Linked DNA regions of Mus musculus: regions 1, 2, 4, 5 and 6 are each linked to region 3. The links are chromatin loops, found by intact Hi-C in ENCODE. Cell type or tissue: left cerebral cortex. All regions are shown on one strand. Region 1 overlaps Vrk1 (vaccinia related kinase 1). Region 2 has its middle 37 kb from the start of Gm19554. Region 3 has its middle 48 kb from the start of Vrk1. Region 4 has its middle 45 kb from the start of Gm19554. Region 5 overlaps Gm32370 (a long non-coding RNA gene). Region 6 overlaps Papola (poly (A) polymerase alpha).

Evidence for each region. Peaks named below come from ENCODE experiments on the same cell type or tissue, not always from the same donor. Only the 100,000 strongest peaks of a DNase experiment are listed, where the experiment ranks them.
Region 1: a loop joins it to region 3, with 6 times the contacts of the local background. A loop is called at or near these places in 11 of 42 quality-filtered maps.
Region 2: a loop joins it to region 3, with 5 times the contacts of the local background. A loop is called at or near these places in 17 of 42 quality-filtered maps.
Region 4: it touches region 3 in a loop (6-fold over the local background); 22 of 42 quality-filtered maps call a loop at or near these places.
Region 5: a loop joins it to region 3, with 2.0 times the contacts of the local background. A loop is called at or near these places in 2 of 42 quality-filtered maps.
Region 6: a loop joins it to region 3, with 12 times the contacts of the local background. A loop is called at or near these places in 24 of 42 quality-filtered maps.

Annotation. Positions count from the first base shown.
Region 1 is chr12:106,047,327-106,051,326 of GRCm38, forward strand. Vrk1 (vaccinia related kinase 1) reads left to right here. Exons shown (of 14, transcript NM_001029843.2): 4 at 3,609-3,678. Among named protein-coding and RNA genes, the nearest start is that of Vrk1, 39 kb to the left of the region's middle. In left cerebral cortex, no CTCF peak of the experiment used is centred here; a DNase peak (open chromatin) is centred at 2,320.
Region 2 is chr12:105,860,367-105,864,366 of GRCm38, forward strand. No RefSeq gene overlaps it. Among named protein-coding and RNA genes, the nearest start is that of Gm19554, 37 kb to the right of the region's middle. In left cerebral cortex, no CTCF peak of the experiment used is centred here; DNase peaks (open chromatin) are centred at 1,906, 2,393 and 3,285; H3K27ac peaks cover 361 bases.
Region 3 is chr12:105,960,541-105,964,540 of GRCm38, forward strand. No RefSeq gene overlaps it. Among named protein-coding and RNA genes, the nearest start is that of Vrk1, 48 kb to the right of the region's middle. In left cerebral cortex, a CTCF peak has its summit at 2,314; DNase peaks (open chromatin) are centred at 257, 1,508, 2,323 and 2,759; H3K4me3 peaks cover 1,458 bases; H3K27ac peaks cover 1,695 bases.
Region 4 is chr12:105,852,658-105,856,657 of GRCm38, forward strand. No RefSeq gene overlaps it. Among named protein-coding and RNA genes, the nearest start is that of Gm19554, 45 kb to the right of the region's middle. In left cerebral cortex, a CTCF peak has its summit at 2,145; DNase peaks (open chromatin) are centred at 1,355 and 2,160.
Region 5 is chr12:105,902,599-105,906,598 of GRCm38, forward strand. Gm32370 (a long non-coding RNA gene) reads right to left here. Exons shown (of 3, transcript XR_381890.2): 1 at 3,727-4,000; 2 at 1-82. Among named protein-coding and RNA genes, the nearest start is that of Gm32370, 2.2 kb to the right of the region's middle. In left cerebral cortex, a CTCF peak has its summit at 638 (motif pointing left); DNase peaks (open chromatin) are centred at 923, 2,063 and 2,448.
Region 6 is chr12:105,836,900-105,840,899 of GRCm38, forward strand. Papola (poly (A) polymerase alpha) reads left to right here. Exons shown (of 22, transcript NM_011112.4): 22 at 1-2,045. Among named protein-coding and RNA genes, the nearest start is that of Papola, 54 kb to the left of the region's middle. In left cerebral cortex, CTCF peaks have their summits at 2,411 (motif pointing right) and 3,833 (motif pointing right); a DNase peak (open chromatin) is centred at 2,410.

The DNA of each region.
Region 1 (4,000 bases), 87 kb after region 3:
GTCTTTAAAGGTGGAAGTATCAGATACAAACACGTAGAATGGGTATCACACCTTTTCTGATTTAAAATCAGAACAGTTGCCATTCAGACAAACACATGAAATTGTTAAATGCGTGCGTGCGTGCGTGCGTGCGTGCGTGCGTGCGTGCGTGCGGTGCTGGAGATGGGTGCAGAGCCGCCTGGCTGCTGGTCAGGTTTCTGTGACTGCTGCAACTCCAGCCAAGGTTCGTGTTTTCAGAGACCATGAGCTACTGACCGGGAATGAGCAACACAGAGTCACATGTGAAGCTTAGTGTGTGAAAGTTCTGTATAAGTTGGCTCTGTGAACAAGTGTACCATGACACTCACGCACTGTAAACACGAGCATGCCTTTTATTTTAGAGCAAAAATGGGCAAGGTATTTAAGAAACACAGCTAAGTGTTTGCTGTTGTAAAGTTCCATAATGACATGCCAAGCCATGCTTCCCAGCCCTTGTATGTTGTCATGGGACTGCACAAGGCCTGGCCATTGGTGTCTTTGGTAAGTCTGCCAGGTACTCCTTTGCAGCCACGTTGAGAACCAGAGTAGAGCCTGGAGCATTGTGCACCTTAGCTGTGACAGGTGAGGTCACGGCTCTGCAGACCTGTAGCTTCATTCTGAGGTCCTTTCCAGTAGTTGTACTCTGAGAGTCTACCCCAGAAGCTCAGTTACTTCTTACATGCCAGCTTTATGAATGAGCTCTACATGGTTACACACCACTCCTGCATTTGGCATTGGCATGAACATACCATACACATACAAATGAAATGTCTCAGCAGTTCCTGCACACTTCTTCCCACCCAGGAGTGGTCTCTGTTTCTGTCTGGGGCCTTCATCCCTGACTGATGCAAGCAGCTGTGGGACAGCACTGCTGTGTCTTGGGACGTTAGTTTGTGCTTGCTTTCAGAGACTGTGTGTGAGAGCACACGCACACAGACAAGCTCAAGAGAGACATGCAGGCACACGCACAGACACATACAGGTGCACACACCGATACACTCATACACAGAGAGACACAAGGGCACACACAGAGACATAGACAGACACACATGCATGCGTGCGTGAGCATACACACACGCACATACTCACACACACACACACACACACACACACACACACACACACACACACACACAGAGGCCAAGAAGAAAGAGTAAATAAATAAGTAACTTGGACAATACGTACGGGTAGAAAATTTTCTGACTCCCCCTCCCCCACCAAATCTAAACGTCAGTAAGAAATTAGTTCTCTGAGTCCTTCTCACCTTCACGGGAGCAGAGTTGGACGCCTGAAGATGGACTTCCAGTTGATGGCACTTAAGAGCTGGTGTGTGGTGGTCCTTTTCTTGGGAACAACTGATGGGGTCTGTGTTTCACAGCCTCCCTCCCGGGAAGAACTCTGCCTGATGTTGTGATGAGTGTTTCTCATTTTCAATGCAGATATCTTAATTTTTTTTTGGTAAGAAGGAGAAACTTTGTACAGCTTCGTTTTTAAATGGCAGCCAGTTGCTTTTGGATGGTGCCATTGAAATATATCACATTTTAATTTTTTTCCTGTTGTCATCGTCATTTTGACACTTAGAAGTCTTAAGGAAACGTTTAGTGATATTCTAGTTAAAATGTCAGTCCCAATTTCTTTTCTAAATCTTGGCTATTATAGAGTTGGCAAAGTATTTCAAATTTGAAATATGTTAATACAATTTTAGTTCTGAGTTAAGGTATTTTCTCCATAGATGGCTCGCTTCAGCTGGAGCGCAGCGCCAAGAAGTAACTCCGTCACCTTGTCATAATGGACGCCTACTGGACAGGAAAATGTCTGAAGGTGCTCAGGAGCCTTCATTAGAGTGTCCTGATTTATATGGTTGATTCGCATTATAAGTTTAATAAATTATTCCTTGAAGGGAACTTGAAAATTAAAGTTGATATGATGTAGGCTGAAACTGAATAAATCAAAAATCTTATACTGTTGGTAATAAGCCAGGAGTGGTCTTGGGAGAGCGTCTTTTAAGTTAGAGTTTTATTAATGAGTCATTCTGAAAGCTAACCAAGATTCCTTTTCTTTAATTTCACTTTCTTCATTTTTCACACTGATTCTGTGACTTACTTGGTCATAGACTGGAAACATTTGCTTCCATGTCTGGCTTCTGTTGCTGCTAGGAAGGGAGCCACAGGTGTGGGAGAGTTTCCTGCATAGCACATAGCTCGGCATTCACATCTGTGTACAGATATGATCCTGTGGGGCTTGGTGACATGCTGAGCCCTTGAACACCACTCTCTGAGGCTGAGCTGTACACATATGGCGAACTGCCCACGTTCTTTCTGATCCGAGTGTTGGCCATTTTTGGCTTAAGTGTTCCCTGTGGCTAAGTACTGTGTGATTGCAGATGAGCAGAGTCCTGTAAAAGCATGTTACCTGGAGATACCCGTCATTTGAATTCCTGTACATCTGAGCTGATAGAATTATGTGTGACAAAGGGTTTAATTGACACTTCAAGGACCAAAATTAACTTCTGTAGTTGTTGAGGTTTCCTCAATGAAGAAGAAGTGGGTGGATGTTATTTTCATCATTTGGAGCAGATACCTCTGAAGTGGAGAACACACACTGTCATGCCATAGCTCAGGTCTGCTGGTTCCGATGAGCTCTGAGTCCTTAACTCCAGCCGTGTGGGTCTTCTGTCCCAAGTATTTTGCTCAGATTAGTTTAGAAATCTTTGCTTTCATGTTTGAGGTTATTACTGTTTTTAAACCAGTATAAAATATCAAACATTAAGTAAATACTATTTTATATCAATCAGTCACACAAAATTAACTATTTAAAGAGACAACAAAATTATAAGTGACTTCTTCCCAATATTTGTTAAACAATATGAAAGTCCTGAAGAGCTCTTATCTCTTGTTGTGTGAAATACCTCTTTTGTAAATGTCTCTCTCTTTCTCTTTTTTCTTTTTTTTTGGTAGATGTCTTTACAAATAATTCAAATGGTCCCTTGAAATGGGAAATAGGGGTTGTCTGGTCAAGTTGGGGAAAACAGTTATTTAGCACCAGTTTCTTTTTGATTTAAAAAAAAAAAGACATAAAATTGTTGGTCTGAGAAAGAGGATTCAGTACTAGAAAGAAGGCGCACTGCGGTCTCGCTCTGCAATGCAGATGATCCTCCACTTGCATGAAGTAGCGAGAGTCACTGTAGGGCAAGGCAAGGGAAGGGATGGGATTCTACCATTAATTGGCTAAGTCAGGTGTTGGAATTCTATTAAATCTTTGAACTGCCTTGTAGCCTCTTAGTGGTGATACACTTAGCATGATTGGTGGCCTTTGCTTAATAAAGATGAAAATTAGCTTAAACATTTGTCTTAAACTTCTGCAAAGACTGAACTGTGTTTCTGATTTTGTATAATGTATCAATTATGAAAGTTGAGCTTACGAGAAAGAAAAATTATTGTGAGAACATATAAAGCATTTGTAAGGAGTTTTAATAGTTTGTAAATTTAAGTATCAAAGTTATATTGTGTTTGTAGGAAAATTAGATTTACTCTATTTTGAAAGCTCAATGTAAATAGTTCAATAATTTTAATTGACTCTTGTATTCTAAGGAACCCAGTGACAATGGACCTCTTTTCACGGAATTAAAGTTCTACCAGAGGGCTGCTAAACCAGAGCAAAGTAAGAAGCAATAAGCACGCTTGAAATTGTTTTGTTAAAGGTTTAAACGTTTTAAAATAAGTAGTTTACCTGGCTTTATTTCACAGTGCTGAGGTAAAGTGCCATGTCCTATGTCTCTGTTTTCATTTGCTTTATACATGAACACCAATCAGATGATATTTGAGTGAGTCCTTCTGATGTACGGATGTATTTGCCCTAGGGTCTGTGGGCATGTGAAATAATCAAGGCTTTGCAGCTCAAAATACATGAACGAACCTAGTCCCCAGGTGTGTGTAAGGCCTCTGACTTTTGAGCATCGATAGCTCCTGAGGCGGGAGCTGGC
Region 2 (4,000 bases), 100 kb before region 3:
GAGACATACACTCTGGTAGAGAACCTGAGTTCAAGTTCCCAGCACCCATATTGGACTTCTCCCAACTGCCTGTACCTCCAATTCCAGGGGCTCTGGTGGCCTCTTCTGACCTCTGCACACACATGGGCACACTCCAACACACGCACACATACACACACACAAACACACACACACACACATGATAAATCTCTTTTTTAAAAAAAAATGATGGTTAAAGAAAGTGCAAGATGAAGGTGTCCTAGTTTCTTTCCCTGCTTCTGCGATAAAGAATCCAACAAAAAACGACCTGAGGGAGGAGGGGTTTATCCTGGCTCACAGTTCAAGGATGCCGTCCGTCTGTCACAGCCAGGAAGTCAAAGGAGCAGGAACTTGAAAGAGCCACAGCCAGGAACAGGGAAGGATGAATGCCTGCTGGTATTGTGCTCCCCTTTCCCCACACAGCCCAGGGAATGGCACCGCCCACAGTGGTCAGCCTCATCCTCAATACCCCCAAGGTAATTACCCCCAGGTTTGCCTAGAGGCCTGTCTGCCAGGTGATCCTAAATTCTGTCAAGTTGACAAATTAATACTAACTATAACAGAAAGCCCACGAGGTTACACACGCAGATGGTTTGTTGGTATCAATACACTTCTATGAAACCACCCCAACAGCTAAAAATGAACTAAAGGGACATCTGTAAACACTTCACATGTTGCAAGCAAGCAGTGAGCAGCGTGTTCATACCCACACTTGGGAATGTCCAACACAGTTCAGCCAGACCCTTGGACAGCTGCTGCGCCACATACCCTGGGGTGGTGTCCCCACAGTAAGCATCCTGGAGATACGTGGACCACAGCCAGCCAAGGATACTGAAGACAGGACAGGAAGAGTGTGGGTCACTCTTCCTGTGGATCGTGGGGCTGGGGGTGAGTGGTCTTGGGGTCAGAGCATCAGGCAATATCCAAACTCAAAGCTACAAGCAAGCTTTCTTTCTCCTGCAGGGGCCAGAATCATTTTGCACCAGGACAGAGTAGAAAAGGTTGCAAACTGGTCCGTGGTGGTGGGTGCCTGTACTGGCCCATAGTGGAGGGTACTTGTATGGTCAGTTCCAGGTTCCACCTCCTGGACCCATTGGTGTCTATCCTGAGCAGGCTGATTGCCTAAGAAGCCCGTGGCCCAGAGTGTGAATTGCACATACTTCACTTGTGGACTGGAACCTTCTCTGTCTCTGTCTCGCTGTGGATTGAGACTGCTTTCCCATTGTGTGAACAGTATAAACGGTAGCAATAAAAATGGTCTTCCCGCCTTCCCATTTACAGCCCTCTCTTTGTGGGCCCTCCATCCCCAACACGGTCCCTTTTTGACTGGAACATGTCGTCTTGAATCTCACTATGGCAAGGCTCCTCCTAGTCGCAACCGATCCATCTCGAGCTTCAATGCCGATGAATAGGACGGGGGAATGTGGATCCTTGGAGCACAGACAACCTGGAGCATCGTCTTACAAAACTATCATCAGCCAGTCCTGCTTTGGGCCTCTCAAGAGGCCCTGGCTTCGAGGTGGGGAGCCTGGGAGGTGCCAGCTTCCTGCAGGACTTCATTGATCTGCGGGTTAGGTGGTCACCTGCCAACTCTGGGCCCAGGCAGGGTCTTTGTGTTTGTGCCCCTTCTGAAGCCCTCTCCGAGAACACAGATCCAGGAAGGTCGGAGGGTAGAGGAAGGGTTCCAGAAACACAGCGCCTGTGCCCAGGCCCTTGCAAATTCAAGTCCATCTCCTAGAAGCTCTCTATGTGGCCTCTGCTGTGGGACTCAGAGGCTGCCTGGTCATTTGCTCCAGGCTGTGGTCTGCCAGGTCCAAGTGCGTATGCCCAGCTCCTGGTGAGGCCAGCTCCCAGGCTGCTTCAACCTCTGAGTGCCAACTGTCCGCCCCCACAGTCTTCCCTTCTGTCTTCCCCCTAGTTCCTCCCCCTCTCTCCTCCCACTGCATGTCTCCTGCCCTCCTTTCTACCGAGGACTCTTCTTTCTCCTCCATCCTTCCCCCTTTTTCTCTTAGCCTTCCCCAGGGTAACTGGGCTTTGAATGCTTCTTCTTCTGAAGGTATTTCTTAGCGACCGTCCACTCCCAGGCTAACAAAGACCCCCTCATGCTCACTCAGCCCATCTGCCAGAATCACATAGCACCCCCTCCGCCCAGCACCCCCACCCCGACCTAAACAGAACCCCCTCCAAAACTTGTGAAGGGCCCCCATGCTCACACAGGCCCGCTGAGACATTCTGGTGCTGAGGAGCCATCCAGTCGCCTGGAAAGGGCTGACAGCAGACACAGCCCTGGTCGGCAGAGCAGGTCCCCGGCCAGCTGGTGCGGATGGGCCCGCGCCAGGCCATTATTGCCTGGTGCAGAGGTCGAGAGCCGCAGAGCGGCCGAGGCGCTAATGAAACACAAATGGGACATCTGTGTTCCGGAGTTTAGCAAACCACGGAAAGCCAACTTTGCCAAGAGTTTATGTACTGTCGCGCGCAGAACACACCTCCAGCCGGGCTTCAGAGAGCACCAGAGACCAGTCTCCGTTCCCCGCTCCCGCCCTCTCCGCACTGTTTAGGGTCAGCTTCCCTTATGAATCGAGGTGTAGACATGGGGTCTACATGAGCTCCCCAGACTGGGTACATCAAGAGAAGACGTGTGTGTGTGTGTGTGTGTGTGTGTGTGTGTGTGTGTGTGTGTGTGCGTGCATGTGTGTGCGTGCATGTGCAAGTGCCCAGAGGCCTCCATCTCTCCCCACATTTGTCCTAGTTACCTAAGGACCTTGATGTCCTTTCCCATCCCCAGCCGGAGCATAGGGCTGTGGAAGGTGGAGTCCCCTCATTGGTGGGCTTGTCAGAGATGATAGGCAGTGAATCCAGGAAGTCTGGGTTTTCTTGGGCTGCTGATCTTGGTTGGGACACACTTAGCAGCCATATCACCTCCTGGACTGACTTAGCAGGCATGTCACACAAGTGTGACACAGGTACACACACACAGGGTGGATCCCCTCCCTGGGGCATCCTCTGACATCCTCAGATCCATCTTCATCCAGCTACCAGGGCTCCTGGAGGGTTGCGGTTGCAACACGGATAAAGACAGAAGCAGGTTGGTGACTGGGCTGCCGCTCACCATCATGCCCTCAGGTTCCCATGGGCCCGAATAGGGGTCCTTGGCCTCTTCTGCCCCAGAGCCTGGTTCTGAGGAAGAGGGTCCTAGCTTCATACAGCCAGGCCGGAACTCTGCTCAAAAGTGCCCGGTCGGCAGAATGCCGGCGGGGAAAAGGCTTTCCTGAGCTATTTCAGGCCTACTGGCCTGAGCATGGAGTGCTCGCTGAAGCAGAGAGCTGTCTGATGACTCAGTTTTATGTATTTTAGTTTCCAAACAAAAACAGTTTCTGCATATTTCCTGCAGATGGGGGTTATATTTAATAATCTCTGTGTAAGAAGGTTGGACGCATAGGATTGGAAGTATGAGGGGAGCAGAGAATACAGGCAGCAGGGGCCCAGAGGCTTCAGGGCTTGGCCTGTGCTTAGAATGCAGGTAGGCGCAGGCTCTAGCCTGAGAACTATGGGAAGAGGCGCACAGCGGCACAGGGTGTGAGCGACTTGAGAGGTGGCTGAACGCAGTTGGTGCAGCACCGGTTTCCCAAGGTAAATAATAGAGGGAGAGGGCAGGACCCTTGGATAAAGTGATCCTCCTTCCTCTGCCTTCCTTCTGTCCTTTACACGCCAGCACCAGTCACAAGTAGGCCAGGTCAAGAATAGTGCTGTGTTTCCACTATGATTCCCAATATGATGGTTTGTATATGTTTGGCCCAGGGAGTGGCACTATTAGAGGGTGTGGCTTTGTTAGAGTAGGTGTGGCCTTGGAGACACTCATCCTAGTTGCCTGGAAGCCAGTCTTCTGCTAGCAGCCTTCAGGTGAAGATGGCGAACTCTCAGCTCCTGCTGCACCATGCCTGCCTGGATGCTGCCATGTTCCCGCCTTAATGATAATGGACTG
Region 3 (4,000 bases):
GTGTGTGCATGCGAGTTGGTGCCTTCCAGAAGATACACAGCAAGAGCCCAACCAAGCCATTTCCACGCTCCTGGTTCAGCTTTGAGAATTCCAGTATAAAACGGTTGCATGAAAAAAAAAATCAGCAACAAACAGCTTAAGATGTAAATAAGACACTCTAGGCTGATCGGGAGACGCATTTGCATTCCGTGTTACATTAAGCCACCCACACCACCACCCAGGCACGCAGATTCTCCACTTCTGCATATTTTTCTGACTTTGAGGTCGGTCTCCTACCCCCTCTCCCTGTCAGCCTAGCTCTGCCTGCAGATGTAGGCTTGTGTTTTCTGCACATTTCCATTCTAATGTCACGCAGCATAGGATAGGCGCCCAGCAAACGCGAACGAGCTGCTTGCAACCTTATTCTGGGTATTTAAACAGCACCTGCCGCCGGGCCCCATTAAGTCTCATTCACAAATGTTTTTCTTCCGTTCGGTCTCCATTCATCGATGGCCTCTCTGCATCCCCTCCTTGGATCCTCTTATGTTTAGAATTGGGCTGCACTGCCTGTCTTCTGGTCCACGCTGGCTCCTGGTCTCTTCCCTTAGAGTTGGGTTTTATCATCAACAGAGTCACTGCAGCACTCACAGGATAGTTTCAGCCGGGTGGCAAGTCTGGCTGTTTTCTATAGACAATAAACATCTCTCTCTTCTGAAATGACTCTAATGCAATTCAACCCACATTGTACAGCCTATTTCTATCACAGGCATAAAGGACAATGGTCCCCAGTGTGAGATTCTCAGGAGCCAGGAGGCCATGACAGTCAGAGTTTAAATTGATTTCGCCAGAGAAGGTGTTTGCTCTCTTTCTGGCAGGTTTTTCTGGCTTCAACTGTTATTCTTCTTAGATATGGACTTAGCTTATAAACCAGTGTGTGTGTGTGTGTGTGTGTGTGTGTGTGTGTGTGTGTGTATGTGTAGATTAAAGAAGTAATCTACCCTTTTATCACAGTATCGAAAACATGTACCCTTCAGATGATTTCCAATATGCCTGATAACCCCAGAACTTAAAAAAAAAATTCTTAGTTTGAACTTGGAATTAGGTTACAATGGTAAAAACAGGACCCTTGACTTGGGTGAAGTTATTGTGTTGTGGATCTGCTCACGTCCGTTTGACAGGAGAATTTTTATATCAGGACTCTGCCTAAGGTGTTTCAGGGTATAGGGAGCAAGCAGGGAGCAAGGAACCAAAGGGGTATCTCAGCTCAGCTGGTAATAGGGTCGCCATTCAGAGGAACCCACCACCAAGTCCAGTCCGCGTCTCTAAGGGCTTTAAGGTTCGTAGAAGGCAGCCAGGGACCAGTTTATAGAAACACTTCCTCCTTCTTTTAGAGAAAACAACATTCAATCTCAGTGCGGGGGGCGGGGTGGGGGTGGGGGGAACGTGGACTTTGTCACGGCCACTGCTGAGGGAGTACCTCAGACTCTTCCCTCCTCCCGAGCACCCCTCGGGCTGCTGAAGAAAGTGCTGGATGATCTCCTCCCAATATACAATATGTAAATCTCAATGCGAGAAGCAAATAAAAAACCCAACCTGCACGTAGTCTACCTCATCTGCCAAAAGAGACCCAACCGGCCTTCCATACTTTTTTTTTTTCTTTTTGCTCGGGCGCCTGCGGTAGCAAGCCGTTACAACAATCCGAAAATTAAGTTACCACAATTAGGAATTAGAAGCAGGTGGCATAATAATGGTGCTTTTTTTTTTCATTTCATTTATTAGCAAAAAGAGGGAGAGGCGCTTCATTTATTTTCATCAGCCCTCAGTAAAAGCATAGCAATTTGCAACACAAAAATCATTTCAAGTACCTCAGCCTCGTGCAACCTCGTTTTCCTTTTTTTTTTTTTTTTTTTTTTTTGCTTAAAAGCCTTTTAAAGTTTGCCTGCCCACCACCCCCGCCCCTCGAAAGTGGAGTGTGTGTGTGTGTGTGTGTGTGTGTGCGCGCGCCCTTACCCCTCCCCTCCCCCATGTTAGGTGACGAGGTAAGTGCAGATGGGATCGGATTATTTCCCCCCCTTAAAAAGTTCCGGGGAGCAGAGTTGGAGGTTGGGGGGGGGCACCAGTATGCCCTGCCTCCTTTGCCCAGTTTCTGTTTCACACGGCTTGTGTGTAACATCAAGTAAGGCACTCGACAACTCTCTGCACGCCCCCCCCCCATCAGCCACTCGGGGCCTCATCCACACCCCTGCACCCCTGAGCAGCCCAGCACCCTACAGGCTGCCCGGATGGTCCAGGACCCCAAGGCACGACAACCCTTGCGCTCCCTCTAGCGTTAGTATCTGGGATCGTCATGGGCTGCTGCGCAGCTGAGCTGCCTGCAATCCCTTGGTGTGCGAGATGATGTGGCGTGCACTCCGTTGCTGAGTGCACTCGATGTGCGGGGTGCACGGAGTATGCCGGGCGCTAGGGACTCCTGGAGTTGGATACGTAATTTTGCACGATGCTCCTGCGACCCCACGGTGGGAGATGCTAATTGCCTGCTTTGGGCGGCTCTTTCCATGCTTAAGGCTCCTTTCTCGTGTTGCCCCCTCAGTCCAAGAACTACACTCCAAGCGAGCCGCTGCCCGCTTTCACGCCAGCTCGTAGACTGTGTCTCTCCTGGTCATGGAGAGGTCGCAATGCCAGGCGGTCCCTGTTTTACGCACCCCTCTTCTGCCCGCGCCTTCAACTCCGGGCTGGTTTCACTTTGTCTCCAGTTGGGCCATCTTGGGTGTCCGGGATAGCGGACTTCCTTTTCTGAGCGCTCCTGTTGCTGTTCTCTTCTCGCCACCTTCTAGGTCCCTCCTCGGCCTCCCGCCACAGAGCACGTGTTTTCTACCGTCTTTCTTCTTTGGCGTGTACTTTTCCTTTGTATTTCATCCTTTCGGTTTGCTTCTCTCTCACCTGTCACTACTAAACCGTGTTAGAATGGAGAAGACACGGGCTAGAGGACCCCACAGCCGGCAGTGCTGGGGAGCCCTCTGTAGGCTCCTACGTCTTTCTTACTTCAGTGTGAAGTGTGTCAGCTTGGTTTCCAGACTTCACAAAGGTTGTAGGGATTTGAGGAAGATCAAACAAGCCGTGGGCACACCTGCCAAGGGGACGGGGCAGGGTGGGGTTGGGGGAGAAGACCAGAGACAGAGATGGGAGGAGGGGTGGAGGCGAGACAGCGCTGCCCTTCTGGAGTATAATTTGGCAATCCATACGAAGAACCTTTTGCACATTATCAGTAATGCCACTTCTTGGAATCCAGCCCAAAGAAATAATATGAAAGGTTAAAAAAATATTTTGGACCCAAAAATGTTAATCACAGGCCTGTGAGATAGCTCATCAGCTGAAGAAGAAAACCAACTCCAGCAAGTTGTTCTCTGATCTCCACAGGATGCCACGGGGCCTACATACCCTGCCCTACATAATACATTAATAAATAAATGTAATTTTAAAAAAAGAATCAAACTACAGGGGGCATGAAGAAATCTTGGGAATAGGCCATGGAGTGGTCAGCCTGAACGCAGGACCCCGGGCAGACACGCTGACTGTCCTGGTGAGGCTGGACGCAGATGCAGACGCACACAGAAAACATCTGGACGCGCCCGTCCAGGCAGCTGGTACCAAACATGGTTTCTTTCCTTCCTTTTTCAACTTCTCTTCTGCCTCCTGGTTTTCTGGAGGGAGCTTGCATTTAAGGATGGAATAAAAACATAGGCCTCTCGATTTCCTTTGCAAACAGCAAGCCCCTGAGAAAAAGGACAGTGAGGCCCAGTGTCTGCATGTACAGGAGCTGTGAAGTACTGGAAAGTGACCGAGATGAGGATGCGGGGGTTGGAGACAGAGCGTGGGTTTGGGGAAACTTTGCCTGCTTCCCATGAGCCGGGCACTGCTGGGCTCCATGGGCAGAACCACAGGTTCTGCTGGTTTGTTTATCTAATGTTTACATTTAGTTAGTTAGTTAGTTAGTTAGTTAGTTAGTTAATGGGTGAGGTGT
Region 4 (4,000 bases), 110 kb before region 3:
TTCTTGGAGGAATTCTGACTCAGCCACTGGGTCCTGTTGGTAATTCTTTCCCCTAGGAGACCATTCTGAGAAAGACTAGTGTCTCCCCACCCCCATGGCAATGACCCCTGTTCCACGTGTATGGCTTACCAGCTAACTGCCCCCCTGGAATGACCCATTCCTGTCTTTGCTGGTTAGAGAAGGACCCTGGTCCCTCCTGGCTTCTCGGGGAGTCCTGATGCATACAGATACAACCTCATTTGCATATTAGCACTGGTGCCAATCTGAACCCAGCTGTGTGCAGCGTAAGGTGAAATGCAGATTCTCCCAGCCTGGCCACGGCTTCTCCACTCTGCTAATGGAAAAGCCTTATGAGTGGGCCCACATTGCATATGCATAAGCTGGCCCTTGGCTCCAGTGGGTAGGGGATGTGCATACACTTTCCCATCGTGCCTCTTGCTGCTTCCTTGAGTTTCCGATGAGATTAGCAGGCCACCTGGGCTCCACAGCTATTTAAAATGAGTTGGTCAGGCCTCTGGCGGCGAGGGGGGTCTCTGAATATGGAATCCAAACCCAACTCTCCTGGTCACCATCTCAGCATGGCTGCGGAAGCTCTCGGATGATGGTGGTCTTCGCTTGCTGGGGGGTGAAGGTCAGCTCATCCCGAGGCCACCATCAGCTTGCCTTCTAGCTCCTGACCGGCCCGGCCCCTGACCCGAGCCATTGGGCTTGCTTTTCCTTCTGCCCTCTCTCCTGGATGGGTGATGGAGAGGAGTTCCCACTGGTGTTTATCGGCACTTGGACCCACGCCTCTCTGTGGTTGTGGTCCAACACACGGCCCACTGGGAATGCCTAGCACCGATGTGAACGAACCCTTTGGCATTATAAGTATCCGTTTCTAAGCCTTGCTGAACCCTGCCCAGGTATGCAGAAGCTGAGATTAGGAGGAAAGGGCAGTGTAGGGGGGAGGGTGTCACTGGAGCCCTTGAGGGGGGACCAGGAAAGAGCTGGTGTGACTTGAGCTTCCGTGGCCAATGAGCGTATAGAACCGTTCCTTTCTGTGCTATGGTGGAGATGTGGGGTAGAGTGCTTATTAGTATGTGGGTGTTGGGTGGTGTGGTAGGCTAGCCTATGGCCTCCTCCATCTTCTCTGTCGTCCCTGGGTCTCCTAGACACCCACCCACCCTCTCCTTTCACTCCTCGAAGGGAAAACTAGAAGAGCAGAGAGCTAAATTGAGTTTGTATAGCTTCCCCTTTATATATTTAGTGATACGAAGTTCATTTAGGGATTAGGGCTGCTGCTTGTCTATGCATCATTAACCATAGCACATCTGCTATCGAGCTGGCAATCAGCAGAATATTGAGAAAAGTTATAAAGAAATCTTTGACTCACTTCATTTTTCTGTATGTTCTGGCTCTCAGACTCGCAGGCAGTGTACAGAGAGAGGAGAAACGGAGCTTGGGCTGCTGAAGCCACACCTTAGGAGCTGTGGGGGTTCAGAAAGATGAAAGTAGTTCACTTCTGACCTGCTACCTTCTGGGGTGTGGGGTGTGTGTGTGTGTGTGTGTGTGTGTGTGTAAAGCAAAGGGATATATCAAGGAGACAATCTGTAGAGAAGCCATGTGCAGCCCCCTATGATGGTCTTACAAGGAAGGTTGACACCTGGCCAAGAGCCGAGTGACCCACTTGTGCCCTGTTTCTATGGTCAGAGGCTAGGGCAGGGATCCACGACCCTGGACAACCTAGGCCAGCCACACTGTTTGCCCTCTGTGGTCCTCAGTCCCCTGGGCCATCTGATTTGGTGATCTCGGTGTGCTGAGTGAGAGAGGACCATGCAGGAGCCACTGCCAATGGATGACTACCCCGGGTAGCTGCCATGGTAACTGGCAGTCTGATTTCTGATCTTCAAATTAAGTCAACCCCAGCTTGGTGGCTGCAACAGGTATGGGTCAGTGCTTTTGAAGACTCTAGATACAGCCAGGGTCCTGGTGACTGTGTCTCTGGCTCCTGCAGGAAGATCTAGCTGAGTCTCTTCTTCCCACGTCCCTGGGGCTAATGGTGAGAAGGTTCCGCCAGGCTCCAGGAAGTCAATAGATGGCCCGAGACTTCTCCATCACCTCCTGGGCTACTGTCCTGCAGTGTGACATGTGGCTGGTTAAACTGCAGGTGTCACTGTTAGCCCTGGAATGGGGACTCAGTAGGCTCAACTAATGAGCAGCATACAAAGGAATCTGCCCTGCTCGCCAGGTGGCTGCAACTGGCATGGTGCCTCACCTCTCCCGTTGTCCCCTCCTCAGCCCAGGGACAGGCAGATGTGGCCCATACCTAAATAAAGTAGAGATAATAGCAAGCCGCTGCAGCTTGTCCTGAAGAAAGAGCTGTGCTCACCAGGGGATACCAGGAGTATCTCCTCTTGTCTCTCCTTGCCTGCTTGGGGAAGGAGGGTACTGACCCAGTCTGCAGGGGAGGCCCCACAGCCATGCCCCCATGGTGGAGAGGGGTCCACCTGCCTTGAGCCTTAGGGATAAAAACACTAGTGAGAAGTCAGGGTAGCCAGGGGCCTGTGTGTCAGCCAGAGACTGCAGAGCTGAGGGGGAGTAAGTGCCTTTTATGAACGTTTGTTTTTAAAACCAACCGGCTGAAGTCCTTTTACTTGGATATTAGGACTCCTTTGGTAGCTCAGGCTGGCTTCCAGCTCAGGAGCTTCCTGTCTTGCACCCGCAGACGGAAACAACGAAGGACCTTGGACAGCGTCCTCTGTATTTAATTTTCAGATAAGGTCTCACTTTCCTAGGCCAGCCTCAAAACTTGTAGCCAAGGATGACAAAGAAACCTGATCCTCCTGCCTCTATCTCCTGGGAGTTGGGATTACAGATGTGCAACCACACCTGGCTTATGCAATGCTAGAGGCTTAAGCCAGCACTCACTCGTGTGTGTTAGGCAAGCACTCTACCAACTGAGCCCCATTCCCAGCCTCATTCCCTCCTTTTAATTCTACATTTCATTCTGGACCAAGGCCTCTTAGATGTGAAGAGAAAATGTACTGAGAGTAGAGTTTGGTGGGCTCTGCGTCTGGAATCCTGTTCCATGTTCCAAAGCTGCAGATGGGGAGAGAGGCTGCCTGGATAAAGGGTTCCCTTAATTTCTATTTCAGGAGAGTTAGAAAGATGGATATGTATGCATATATGTGTGTCTATGTGTAAATATATACATACATATATATGTATATAGTGTGCATTTGTGCATTATACATGTGCATACATGAGCATGGGTATGCTTATGTGTGTGAGAACACATGTGCATAGTTTTTCATGTGAATGTATGTGCACACATAAGCATGTGTATATATAACCATGTGTATGAGACCATGTTTGCATATCCATGTGCATGTAAGCATTAGTGCAAAGCCATGTGTATGTCAGTACATGTGTGTGAGCATGTCTGAGTACTGGGCCAGTGCATATCCATGTGCATATGTGTGAGCATATGGATATAGCCACGTGGTATGTGTGCACGTATACCCACATGCACATGTGAATGGTTGCGAGCAGAGGCAGGAAATATTTTCAGACCTTAAGAAGAGAGAAAACAATTTCTGAGTAAGAATGGTTTGTGAGCTGTGTCCATAGGACAGATGCAGATCCCTGTCTGCTTTCAAGCAGGGCCTTCGTGTTCTTATTAGGAGCTAGTGGTGGAACCTCAGGACAGGATGCTCTGTAGTCACAAGGGCAGGCCCATGGCCGCCCGCCTGGGCATGGTCTTCCCAGCACCCAGGTCGGATTCATCCTGGGGCTGGGAGGATCAGCTGGGCTGGGTTTTTCTTCAGTTGCTAAAGCGTTAAAGGCCGAAGAGAGAAAGAGATGCAGGAGGCCCAGCAGGCGCACGCTCCTCCACAAAGATCTTTTTAGTGTCAACTTAAATGTACACAAGCAACGCATGATGATCTCTTTTATTGGACTAACGTTTATCCAGTAATATCCACACACTTTTAAAACCATCGAGGCCTCCTCTTCAGGTGTT
Region 5 (4,000 bases), 58 kb before region 3:
CCCTGATTTCGCAGAAAACAGATCCTGAGAAGCTCTGTGGCTTTCGGAAGAACAGAGATCCTTTTGCAAGAAGCCAACTGTCCTGAAATGGAATAGGAGAGAAGGTGAAAGTCCATCGCATCCCGACCTCTGGGTCTCAAAGTTAAGACAAGAAGCCCTGTCTCCTCTTCGTTCTATAAAAACACACATAGAGACAGACACGTGCACAGCTCCATAGAGTTGACAATTATTTTGACAGAGACAGAGAGGAAGAAACAGTTTGTTGAATATACACAAGACACCCCCAGCCCTCCCTCTCCTCACTCCAAGAGTGAGTTGCTACTAACAAATCTTTTTTGAGTGAAGGGTAGGGGAATTTGTGATTTTTTTTTCTTTCTCTGTCATATAAAAATACTCCGAAAGCTAGGTCCTTCTGGCCATTTCTGTTTGCTTGACAATGGCTGAAGCTTGGGAGTAACTTCCATGAACACGGAAGGCTGAGCTGAATTGGGACTTCAAGGCTTCCGTTTCCTTCCCGGAATCAGTGCCCTGGAAAACCCATGGTTTTAGGAACCTTGGTCTTAGGAGTTCAGTGCAGGTCTGAAGGTTCCTTGGTCCCATCCTTCATCTCAGAGCATAGTGGAGCCCCCTGATGGCCAGGGCAGCTGAGTGCTGTTTGAGGGGCGGTGCCTGCCTTTAGTACAAAAATGGGCGTGGTGTAGCTGCTTGGCTCATGTGGGCGTGGCTTATTCCAGACTGAGAAGATTGGCAGCTAGAGCGAGCGGGATCTGCAGTCCTCTAGCTATCCATAGGACTTTGGCGATCTGTCCTATTCCCTCCTCTCATTCATTAGTGCTTTATCTGGTCAGTGGTCTAGCACACATCTCCAGTTGGAGATCACATTGGGCACTGAGAGTAAACCCTGCCCTGGCTGTTCTGGACCCTTGCCAGCCCGGCTCCTACATTTATAGACATGGTTTTGATGGTTGAGTCACGGCCAGCTGTGCACAGCCGTGGAATTAACTAACTTTCCTCACACAGACTTACCAGAGGGATGTAAAGGCAGAGGATGGAAGTCAACGGGTAGCATGCTAATCCCCAGAAGTCTTTAAGGAATGGAGTGCTTTCTAGAATCTTCCTTTGCTTCCGGGGACTGTTCATCCTCCTGTTCATGGGCAGTGGCTTCAGTGTGGGTGCCTACTCATGTGTGTGTGTGTGTGTGTGTGTGTGTGTGCGCGCACACACACACACACACACACACACACACACACACACACACACACGGAGGAAGGACCTGTCAATCAAAATACTGCCCCTCCCTTAAACAAGGACAAAAGAGTTCAGCCAATCAGATTCTCTCCTGAGATTCTTGTGCAGAATTAAGAGGATGACTCCTCCGTGGATTCCGGAAAGGGGGAGGGGGAGTAATGCTGCGTGGTCTTTCCTCTCTGCATCTCTCAAGCCCACCGCAGATAGCGCCAGAGAGGAAAGATTTATTTTCACTGTTTCTGTGAGTTCCTGTTCATCACGGCAGAAAAGGTAGACTGGAGGTCTTGGTGTATGGCGGTGGGAACTGGTAGTGATGGCTTGTTCACATGGCAACAGGCAGGAAGCAGAGACCACAGCTGAAGACCCACCCCTAATGACATATTTTGATCAGCCTTCAAAATAGTTCTCCGTAGCTGTAGGTAAAGCATTCAAAGTATGAGCCCATGGCTGGGGCTGTGGTAGAATGTTGCTTAGCATACACAAAGCCCTGGGGTCCAGCATCACATCACCTGAGAGTCGGGGTATGTGTTTACAACCTCAGGACTTGAGAGCTGGGGTGGGAAAATCAGGAGTTCAAGGCCATACTTAGTCACAGAATGAGTTTGAGGTCAGCTTAGGATACATGAGAACCTGTCAAAAATGAAGAGCCAATGGGAGACATGTTGGATTCACCGCAGCCCTTGTTTTGTGGCCTCTGATGACCGTTGTTTCTCAGTTAGCTACAGTTTCCGCATCTGAACCATCCATGCTAATGTGCTGGCCCAGTGGCCCAGGAACTGGCAGCTTGCATCTGTGATGGGTGTTAGCTCTGTGCCAGGCCATTGTGATGGTGGCTACTCCTCAGGGACAATACAGCATGGGAGGGTGCCAGCTGACCCTGCTGAGTGTCCCCAGCTCCTTTTCTCAGTGGCTCCATTTTAAACGTGCTGGCTGTGGAGAGTGTCCAGGGGAATGCATGCGGCTGAATCCATGGCTTCCCACGCTGACCTTAAAAGAAACTTCTAAAAATAGGCCAGGTCAGAGAAGATGCTCCAGACAGGAAGGTTTTAAGCTTGACTCAAATCTCTGTGACCTCCTTTCCCCGAGATCCAGCTCTTCAAAGAGACAGCCCTGCCCAACTTAGCCTTTCTGCCTGTAGTGGGGCCAGAGTCCCTCTGTAACTGGAGCATACTATCCCTCCAGAAAGCATCCTTCTGATGCTGGGCTGGGCTCCACATCCAGGATCCCGCACTTCCTGCTTCAGCGTGACTTCTTCTCGCAGCCTGATGGGTTCCTACAGTGAGCCTCCTGACTTCCCCAGTTGTGCCGAGCGCTGGATGATTTTCTGGGCTAAACATTTCTCCTGGCAGCCCTGGAGACCAGGCAAATTTATTATGTGTAATTATCTCCAGTCCCAAACCCTGCTTCCTGTGCATGTTCCATGTGGGAGCCCAGCCCAATGAGTGACCACATCCATCTTCAGCTGGTTCCTCTGATAGCTACCCTGCAGATCCCTCTAGGCTCAGCCACACTCTCCCACTCTCCCCTTCTTCTCCCCTGGACATTCAGAGATAAAACAAAAGCAAAAAACAAAAAAACAAAAAACCTTTTTTTTCCCTCCCCCTTTCAAGGTAAGGGCAGGAAAATAAATAGCAGATGGGAAAGAAAGGGATATTTAATTCTTCAGGACAGAGCCCTTGGAGGGAAAGGCAGGCTACTGAAAAGGAAGTGGCCCATCCTCGGGCCACCTACTGTCTCCCGTTTCCAGTTCCTGCCTTGTGCAGTAGCTACCAGCTCAGCTGCACAGGGCACACTTCAAAATGGCTTGCCTACAATTCTACAGCTGAGACTCTAAGATGAGAACTGTGCACTTCAGACAGATCCTGTACCTTTTCTGGGGTATTTCTTGGCAGGAGTGGTGGTGGTGGTGGTGGTGGTGAGGGGCCCCCTCCTGTCCAAGCGCATGGGCATTTCAAAAGCAGGTGATGAGCTGGGAGATTGGTTGAGTCACCAAAAATGCTTACCATGCAAAGACAAGGATCTGAATCCCCAAGCCCCCAGCATGCAGTGCCCAGTTGTAGTCCCAGCACTGGGGAGGCAGAAACGAGCAGACCTATAGGGTGGGCTACCCAGCCAGCCCAGCCTATTTGGCCAGAGGGAGACCCTGTCCCCCAAAACAAGGTAGATTGGGCTTGAGGAAAACAGCCGAGGCTGACCAGCCTCTAACTGTGGATCCTTTCCTGCATGCACCCCCCCCCACACGGTATATACACACACGTGCACACATGCACACGTGCACACACACGTGCACATACAACACAGAGTACATGCACACTTGAACACACACACAGTGCATGCCCAGGCACACACACGCACATGCACACATGTGCACACACGCACACTCGAGCGCACACACACGCACACGTGCATACATGCACGTGTGCACACACATGCACACACACACACAGAGCGCAGATGGCAGTGGTATTCGACAGTTACCTTTTAACCCAATGTCAGTGACCCGAGGCCTTTTGATGCAGAGCAGGGAGGGTTCACTCTTCACAACGCCTCAACAGTCTGGCCCAGTGTTGCTGTGCATCCTTAGATCAGAGGCATTTCTGGTAACAGAAGAGGCAGTGCGCTGTTGTGTCTCCCACCCCACGGCCCGGCCCCACAATGTGTTCTTCTTGTTCCCGTGGAGGTGACTGAATAGCTGTGTGGTGACTTGAGGACCTTCTGCTGACAGGAAGTCCCTGAAGCTCCAGGTGTTGCA
Region 6 (4,000 bases), 120 kb before region 3:
CCCGTTGTCTCCAGATGCTTAAACAAAGGAAAGAAAGAAAGAAAGGAAAAGAGGAGATTGGAGGGACAAGACTAGACCTGACTGACAGTGGGTTTAGCTGTTTGGTGGCCTCCCTGCCTTGGGCTCATGAGCACTTGATCAGAAGTCCAGGTTAGTATGCGAAGCCAGGAGTGCTATTATTACTGTGTTAGCGACAGCTGCATTAACTACTCAGAAAAATTACTGCCTTTAAGAAGGAAACAAAACAAAACCCTCGAGCTATGTTTGTATCCATAACTGACATCCGGATCGCGCCTCTGTGTGCTGCATTGTTTGGAAAACTGCAATACAAGCTGGCAGAAGAACTCCTCATTCTGATGATGCACTTTTATGTATTTTTTTTTAATTAGAAAGTAGAACTAATTTTAGATTTTCAGCTTAATGGATTTTCAATTTTTTTTCCCCAAAGAATTTTCTTTACAATTAGTCTTTAAATTGGATACGTTGTGCATTGGTGTACCATTCTGTCCCAGAAAGGGCAGGAGGACACCGAGCTCAGCCCAGTCCTTACGGGCAGCTGTAGCCCTTAGGGTGAATTGTCAATGCTAAGGTATACTTTGGACACTGAAAGAAGAATTAGGCGATACTTGGTTTTGATGAGGTTATGATTAAGCAGTATATATTCCTTTTATTTATAGAGTTGTTTTATAGTGCATACAAATCAGCATTCGGCCAACAAGTGTGGTCTTTGAGCTTTCGCAAGCTCTGTTCTTTTGCCTTCAGTCTGTTAGTCTTCAGAAAGACAGTGCTCCCCCACCCCCTTTTATTTTATTTTTTGCCTTTCTTTTTTCCCCTTTGCTTGTATGCACAAGGTAAGGCTTATTTCACAGAAACCAGAATGCCAGTATTTTCCTAAGCCATGACATGTAACCTTGACCCTGTGGCTGCGTGACACAGACACTAACTTTGGTCCCATGGCTAGAACTTGAGAGTGACTGAAGCCATACCTGTGAAGCATCCCCGGAGGCGGCCCTTTGATCTCTGCGAGGACTTTTGTACACTCCACACAACTCCTGTTCCTGTCTTAGACAAATTGATTTTCATTTTTAAAAGTGGGCAAAAGGCATTTTCTTCCAGATTTTTAAACTAATTTTTATTTTTAACCAGTTTATCAAAATTTGTCAGTGAATTTTACATACAAAAACATTTTAAAAATCATTTCTAGTAAGCACTTGACATTTAGTCAGCTTTCCACTTTTGAATTTTTTTTTTTGTTCTATCAAAAATTAGAAATCTTCTTTAAAGACAATGATTTCTCATAATTAAGTAGCAGAATTCTCGTCCATCTTGTGACATCTGACGGGTGCCAGATGTTGATAAAGTTACTCTTTGTTAATCTGGGTAAAACAGACCTGTAGCAGCAGATCTTTGTATGAGCATGGTTTTTGAATCCTTCATTTCGCTGCATTCTATCACACGTTTGTGCATTTTCATGTTACACTGCAATTACTTAAACTCTCCCCTGTCCTTCCAAATTAATTTCCAAAGTTGGAGTATAGTCTTTCCCCTGAAGCTATGCATTAATTAAGGCTTTCTTTACCACTTACATTGTTTATATACAGTGTTCTACTCTCCACCTCTTGCTCTGCAGTCACCTTGCCCTTCCTCCCACCATTTGAGTAAAGAAGACGGTCCGCTAACAGGTGACATGTACTGGTGTCTGTGTGTGTAGCTTCAGAGTTAGATTGACATCACCAGGCACAGATTTAGTCTTGTCGTTTTGTTTACACATTGGGGAAAAATTCAGTTTAATAAACGTTCCATGTAACTGCATCCAAGTTTCACCAGGCTGGAGACGTGGATCTTTTCTGTGTAGTGACTTTTTACTTCTAGTTTCCATAACCTGGAGATCAGACTGTTGCTTTCGCATGATGTAAGTAGTGTCTCATGACTGGAGTTTGCTTTGTTTTATAGTATCTGTACTCCTTGTATTTTTCAAGAGCTATTTTGTAAACAGATGATGTATTTCTCCATTGAAAACACAATAAAAAAAAAAACAGCACAAATCCCATAGTTGGCTGGTTTCTTTTGACTCTCTCTCTCCCTCTCCCCCTTTCAGCAATCTAATTAATTAGTTCTACATACAAATATATGGTGTGGCCCCAAATGAAGATTGGAATTTAATGTGCTTATATTTGGCAGGTTTGTTTTAGGTTAGCCTATTTGTAACCCAGTACTAATGTGTCACACGATAGCAGGCAATGTTGTTAACCTAGATGATCGTTAGGGAGAAAAGGGTGGTTATAGCTACCACTAACTCACTCTGAACAATTCCATTTTCTACAGTAGTGTTCTGTCTAGTCTGAGCACTGTACATTTCCCGGTACTGATGCATATGGCTCTTTCATGCCTCTACTTTCATTTCTCTGTCAGCAGGTGGCACTGTTGTTTTTCAGTAGGTTTATAATTGTGTCTTACAGCTTGAATCTTGTTTATTTTACTGGATCAAATTCTGACATTTTTCTTAAATCCTCACACACATTGCGTAAAAGAGAAGTAGACTGTTTTAAGTTTGTGATGGCCAACTTTTAGGGATGATTATCTTAGTGTCTTGAGTGTGTGTGTGTGTGTGTGTGTGTGTGTATGTATGTGTATGTGTGTATGTGTATATATGGGGGGGGGGAGGGAGTTGGGGAGGGGGAGAGTGTTTTCCAAAGGGTTAGCAGCTATGCAGAGTCTCTAAAACCCCAAATGCTTAGACCCTTCATTGAGTTGATGACCTTGGGGCTACTTCTTACTGAAGTAGAATAGAAGTTTGAGACTTATTCAGCAAAAGTGCAAAATGGTAAGGATTTCTCAGGGCTCCATCACTAACACCTCCAGGATTGAGCTTGCCTTCCTCCTACCCTGGTAGACAACAGAAGTGGGACTGGACCCTGCTTCCTGGGATTTGTCACCCATGTAGCTCATAGGTATTTTCCTGCATTTTGCTGAATTAGTAAGACATAATTGAACATTGAGTGCTTGTGTCTCAGGTACAGTCTGGACTAAAGCTTTTTTATTCCTAGTTAGCACCTCTGTTTTCTTCTCTGCACAGAAAAATATTTTAAAGCTCTGCATAATGTTAATTCTGGCCGAGTACAAGGTGACAGCAAACGATCAGCAACGCACAGTAGTGGCTGACATGAAAGGAACATTCACGCTCTGCACACTGTAGGCTGACCCACGAGACCCTAGCGTGCTTGTGTGCCAAATTGTTCTCTAAAGGCATTGCACACGCATTTGCATCTCTTTGCCTATTTTAACCCTAACAAAAATCAACCAAACTATGAAAATGAGTTGCCTTTTGGCCTGGGCTGTATGCTTTTTTTTTTTTTTTTTGTTTAGTTCACATTTCTATTAGCTTTCTTTACGCCCAAACCGCAAATAGATGCTGTTTTGACTCAGACCTGAGCTTGGTAAATGAGGTAGTCCTTTGTTCTGTGTTCTTGTAACATGGCCTTCAGGTATACACAAACAAGTGAGCTTTAGATCTGTGTGGTATTTCCCCTCTCTACCAACTTAAAAATTGTTGTTATCCTCCCGAGGATTAACATTGGGAAGAAAAAGGTAAAGGATTATGTTCTTTGGCAAGCTGGGGCCAGAACCTGGGTCTTCACCACGTGACAGGCAAGCACATGACTTCTAAGCTGCACTCACAACCCAGGCTACTGTCGTTCGTGATTAACAGTGATGGAGACTAGTAACAATGTTTGCTCGGTCTTTTACAAAACCTCCCCCCCCCCGCCCCCTTTTTAAAAGATTTATTTATTATATGTAAGTACACTGTAGCTGCCTTCAGACACGCCAGAAGAGGGCGCCAGATCTCGATACAGATGGTTGTGAGCCACCATGTGGTTGCTGGGAATTGAACTCAGGACCTTTGGAAGAGCAGTCAGTGCTCTTAACTGCTGAGCCACCCCTCCAGCCCACAAAACCCCCCTTTAAAAGATACCCTGTTACAGCTCTTACAACTCTGTTG